Regions from separate parts of the Mus musculus genome. Here region 1 is linked to region 2. The links are chromatin contacts, found by POLR2A ChIA-PET in ENCODE. All regions are on one chromosome and are shown on one strand. The core of a region is the stretch at or near the end of the contact, and the rest is flanking DNA. Distances in the headings are between cores, read along the strand shown.

Region 1 (2,700 bases), core at 9-2,508, 160 kb before region 2:
CATAACACCGGATACTGGTTTGGTAAACCACACAAAGTATTGAGCATTTTACATCTTCCTTTTGGTAGACTCTACTCTTCTCATCTGCTGAGCTTGGTGATTTAGTTGTTGGAACAAGTTTTATGCTATTTGATTTTGGTGAGTCCTAATAATCTTTGGACATGGTTAGCTTTAAAGGGTGGTGGATTTGTACTGTGTAATGTGTCACTTTGCGTTATATTAAGTTTTCTAAGTCCAGAAAATGTTCTCTGATATTAAACCTTATTTGGGAGGAAGGAACCGATATCGTGCTGACAAACTAGAGTCAAGAGTAATTAGGTGCCACTACTTTTAAGTCAACGCTGGTAAGAACATGACAGGTTTGCTTTTGTTGTTCATTGTTAAACTTTTAGCGGGTCTGTGAACTTTAATTTGGTAGTAGCAGGAAACAAAAAAATTACTGTGTAATGAATGCGTTTTTGCCTATTTTGGCGGATCTGACAAATCAAGAAGCCTAAAACAACACGCGGGCTTAACGAAAACTACAGTTCCCAGCGGGCCCGGCGCTGGTGGGCCATCATTTCCCCTCTAGCTCCCAGCTGCCCCTGCCCGGGCTAGCCCCGAGTCGGTCCTAGCTCGCGCCTGCGCAATGGCGTCCGCTTATTTTTTGGTTTGGCGGCTGCAGAGCGTGGCGCTAGGGCTAGCAGCCAGCCGTGTGCTGCAGTGTACAGAGCAGGGTGTAGGACAAAGGGCGGGTGGCAGGGACCGCGTCACTGGTCAGGGAGCTTCCTGCCCGTCTCAGAGCACGGTTGGCCCTGGGGTAGTGTGGCCGCAGCAGCTTCTTCATTCACTGCACACACAGTTCTTCGCTCACGTCCTCTAGCTCTGCTGTGTCAGTCCGCCCTCCCCTCAAACCGGCGCGCAGCACCGCCAGCCACAGAGCCGAGGGAATGTGACGGCATCAGCGCCTCAGGTTAGCCTCACCTCGATCGAAGCGAGGGCCCCGCGTCGCTTGCCGCAGTGCCGCGTGTCGCTGCCGCACGTATCAGGCACCAGGCACCGGTTTCCGCAAACAGAGGCGCAGAAGCAGCGGCCGCGGCTAGGAGCCATGACTGAGGCGGCGGCGGCCGCGCCTCCTGGCAGCCCGCGGGGGCGGCGAGGCGGGCGCCCCCTGGCGGCGCGCCGGGGCGGAGCGGCCCGCCGCAGCCGCAGCCGGCGGAGGCGCTGCTGTCCCTCCTCCCCGTGTCCCCGGCACTCGCCCGCTCGCTTGCTCGCTCCATTCTCCCTCCGCTTCAGATTAAAGGGGGGGAGGGAAAAGGAGCTCGGCCGCCATTTTCCCAGTGCCGCCGCCGCCACCGCCACCGCTCGCTGAGCCGGCGGGAGAACCAAGCGCCGTAGCGAAGCCGACTCGTCTCGCCGCGGCGGCTTGGGGGGCGGCCGAAGTGCGCTCCCCGGCCGGGAAGAAGCTCCCGGGGTGGCGGCCGGGGTGCGGGCGCGGGCTGCAGACGGCGGCGCTTGTTTGTGCGGGGCGGGGGGGGCAGCTTTACCCTCTGCCCCCGCCCGCCCGGGGCTGCGGTCCCCGCCGTGCCCAGGCCGGGTCGGAACGGAGGAAGGCCGGAGAAAGGGCCCGAAAGAGAAGAAAAAGCAGCCGCTCCCCGCCGCCGCCGCCTTCCCCTCCCCCTCCGCCTCGCCCCCCCGCCCGGAAAGTCAGGGCGGCTCCGGGCGCCGGGGGGGAGGAGAGCGGCGGGCCGGGCCGGAGCAGCAGCCGCGCGCCCCCGCCCGCTGGTCCTCGGCGCCCAGGCCGGGGGGCTGTTTGCAAACTGCGCCCATTTTGTGGGGCCGAATCCGCCCGGGCTACGCTCCTCCATCACGTGGTAGGTGCTGCTGCTGCTCCTTTCCTCCTCCTCCCGCTGCCCTTTCTCCTTCTCCTCGCTCTCCCTGTGGTTCCCATTTCTCCCTCTCTTTGTTAGTTGTAACTAGAAAGGCTGGGCAGGGGAAGAAAAATCCCCGGAACTTTAAATGGCCTCTCCGGGCTTCCCCGCTGCGGGTCCGGGCTGGGAGTCGCCCCAAGGGCGGGGGTGTGCGGGGGCCCTTCCCCACCAGCTGCCGCCTCGTTCGCTGGGCTTTCCTTTGGCGTTCTATTTAAAAAGGCGGCCTGGAGAACCTGGTTTATTTCCGAAAAAAAAAAAAAAAAAAAGCAAAAACAAAAAGACCAAAAACAAACTCTTGCTCTCGCCTTGAACTTCTCTTGACTGCAAAAGGTCTTTCTTTGCTCAAACACATCTTGCATGTCTGTCTCACGGTTTGTATCACAACTCTGATTGTTAACATTTTTTGTTGCTTAAATATTGAGGTCATTTGCGTTTTCGGATCTAGTCTCAGGCAGCCCTTTTTTTCAACTAAAGAGGAAGAGGCATTTATTTGCTTTTAAGTGAGTTGGAATCTTACTGCTTTTGGGGGGGCCTGTTTTCGGACTGACGGCCTTTGATTCTCAGCAAATAGTTTATAATTGTTTTCCGTATTGTAAACAATCTTACTCCCATGTTTTACCTAGAAATCCTTTTGTTTTCCAATGTTGGAATCCCAATGTGGATTTTTAGAGAAACTCGTTACTTAACTATTGCTTATTGATTGCCTTAGGGGAAAAGGGGTGACATGATGGCGCCACTTTAAATTGCTCTTTCCTCCGCCTGTTTTTTCCTCCTTTATCCTGGAGGTCAC
Region 2 (2,700 bases), core at 21-2,520:
ACACCTGCCAAAGAAGGCAGTTGTTGACAGAGTGCTCCTCATAGGCCCCTCGGGAGCCCTTGCAGGCTATCCTTTTAGATCAATATCTCCATTGACATGACTATTGCCACCTTAACAGATGCACTTCCCCGACCTTTGGAGGCCCAGGGATGTGCAGATGAAGTCCCAGGTCCTTCTGTTCCTGAAGAACAGCGGCTACTCAGGCTCAAAGACATCGGTCCTTCTGTCTTCTGTACAGCCCATTTGCCATCTTGGGTGGCCCTCTCAAGTGTCAGGAGGTGGGCAAGGGAACCCTCAGTAATTGGCCACCTTGCTGACTCTCTGAAACACTCCTGGGGCCCTGCTTGCTCTCTTGAATTTGTCTGCTATTTTTTCCTCGGCTTCTTTCCATGGCAGAGCCTCTGAGCTCACTGTAAACCTTTACGGTGGGCCGGATGAGAATCCCTGATGGGCAAGCAGCCACAGGGACTTGACAGTCTACTGAGGACATGAGTGATATCCTCTGGCTTCCAACCCTGCTACCCTGGGAGCAAGGTTCCCAGTGGTGCTGGGGTCTGGGGAGTGATTTCCCTTCTGGAGCTTCAACTTGCTGGAGAAGTCTACAAATACCAATTAGCAGTTCCCTTCAGGCTCCAGAAGGACGCCCTGGTCTTTCCTAGCTCCCAGATCTTCCAGTCTTCTTCCCAAGGGAGACGGGAACCTCCCTGGACTGCAGACTGCCCTAGTCTGGGGTTTGTTTCTTGAATAGATGTAGCTACAATGGCTTCATTGCCTGGGTCCTGCTCCTGGCAAAACGGCTTATAACCAGCCCTTGAGCTGCTGGAGAGCTCCTTGGGTAAGAGAGGGGCCTCAACACCCTTAGGTAGTTGCATAATTAAATACAGTGGTTCTAAACTCCAGCCCCTGCAGTTTACAGCATCATGTCTGACGTACAACCACGCCAGAAGGAATAATTAGTACCTTCTCATATGTGAGGAAACAGGCTTGGAGACGTTGAGTAACCCGTGTAGCTAGGGCAAGCAGAGTTCGAACTCAGATCTTTTGCCACTAAAACCCATTTCTAAGCGACTGTCCCACATCGCTCGCTTCATTTCCCACAAGCCTTCATTCCCCCGTAAAAGGGCGGAGTGAGGCTGGTCTGAGGTTTGTGATTCAGACGCCTGTGAGACCTGGACCCAGCAGCTTCCTGGGTGCGAGGGGTGGGGTGGGGGGCCCGCGGTGCTCCGGGCAGCGCCGAGTGGGGTTTTCTGCCACTCAGGCCTCGCTAGGGGGCGCCAGACGCCAGACCCGGGTTCAGCTCGGACACCGACGCTGTGACTCAGCGGATCTGCCACAGTCAGGTTCTGCTTCTCAGGAAGGATGGATCGTCCTCAGCAACCTCCGGTTAAAAACCCAAACTGGCCTCGGGTTAAAAGGGATGACTGCATTGCTTTGTGAATGTATTGAAACATCACTTTTACATCATGTTAATTATGTCCATAAAGTGTTGTTTGTCTGTTTTTCTTTTAACGACAACAACAAATTCTAACTGGGAGTTGTTGCACACACCTTTAACCCCAGCAGCACTTGAGAGGCATAAGCAGGCATATCTCTGGGAGTTCGAGGCCAGCTGAGGCTACCTACCTTCCTACATATATACATAGAAACATATGTGTTTCAACAAACAACCCCATCGCCCCAAAGAAACCCACTAAATCTAGAATAGATAGCAGGCAGATTTGGTGAAAAGCAAGTAGAGATAGAGTTTCCAAATTACCTCCCAATGGACATTGCTCTCAAGGGTTAGTTTTGACCACACCACTAGCAAGGCCAACTGGGACAACACAGAAAGACCTGGGTTCAAAAAAATATCAAGGGCTGAGCTGGGCTGTGGTGGCACACACGTTTTAGTCCCAGCACTTGGGAGGCAGAGCCAGGTGGGTCTCTTGAGTTTGAGGCCAGCCAGGTCTACAGAGAGTTTCAGGACAATCAGGGCTTTACACAGAGAAACCTTGTCTGGAAAAAAAAAAAAAATCAAGGGCTTACCAGACGGCTCAGAGGTCAAGAACACTTGTTGCTCTTCCAGAGGACCGGAGGTTTGGTTCCCAGCACCCATCTGGTGGCTCACAACCATGCCTAATGCTGTTTTCTTATCTCTGTGGGCACAGACATGCATGTGGCACAAAATATATATGCAGGTAAAACACCCTCCCATATAAAGTAGGAAATCTTTTAAAAGAGGCTTTTTTTTTTTTTTGCCGTGTTCACTGCATCTCTCTTCTGCTTCTGTTCTGTTCCCCTGGACTCTGTCAGTGTCTGTAGGCAGGAAGCAGGATTCTCCTAAGGGCAGAAACCATGTTGCAAGTGGTTCCTGGTATTGGTTTATTTAATGGCTACAACAGCTGGTTGCTGTCCTTGCTTCCATAGGTTAGAAAGATTAATTTGTCGAAGCCATGAAGAAAGTATTCAAAGAGCCAGGGTTCAAATCCTAGCACTTGGGAGACGGAGGGAATTCCAGCTGTACTGGCTGGTTTTATGGGTCAACTTGACACAAGCTGGAGTTATCACAGAGAAAGGAGCCTCCCTTGAAGAATGCTTCCATGAGATCCTGATGTAAGGCATGTTCTCAATTAGTGATCAAGGGAGGCCCATTGTGGGTGGTGCCATCCCTGGGCTGGATTCTATAAGAAAGCAAGCTGAGCAAGGCAGGGGAAGCAAGCC

Evidence for each region. ChIA-PET counts read pairs that join two places held with the same protein, here RNA polymerase II (POLR2A).
Region 1: POLR2A ChIA-PET joins it to region 2 with 10 read pairs in embryonic stem cell. The contact joins the promoter of Kansl1 here to the enhancer-like site in region 2. POLR2A ChIA-PET finds 5 or more read pairs at or near these places in 5 of 5 experiments (Patski and embryonic stem cell).

The regions. Positions count from the first base shown.
Region 1 is chr11:104,440,878-104,443,577 of GRCm38, reverse strand. Kansl1 (KAT8 regulatory NSL complex subunit 1) reads left to right here and starts at 1,258. Exons shown (of 15, transcript NM_001372459.1): 1 at 1,258-1,853.
Region 2 is chr11:104,277,011-104,279,710 of GRCm38, reverse strand. The region is part of intron 1 of Mapt (microtubule-associated protein tau); the gene reads right to left. Among named protein-coding and RNA genes, the nearest start is that of Mapt, 47 kb to the right of the region's middle. Within about 2 kb of position 1,270, at least 2 of the 3 ENCODE cell types and tissues checked have a DNase peak (open chromatin) inside an H3K27ac peak, as active enhancers do.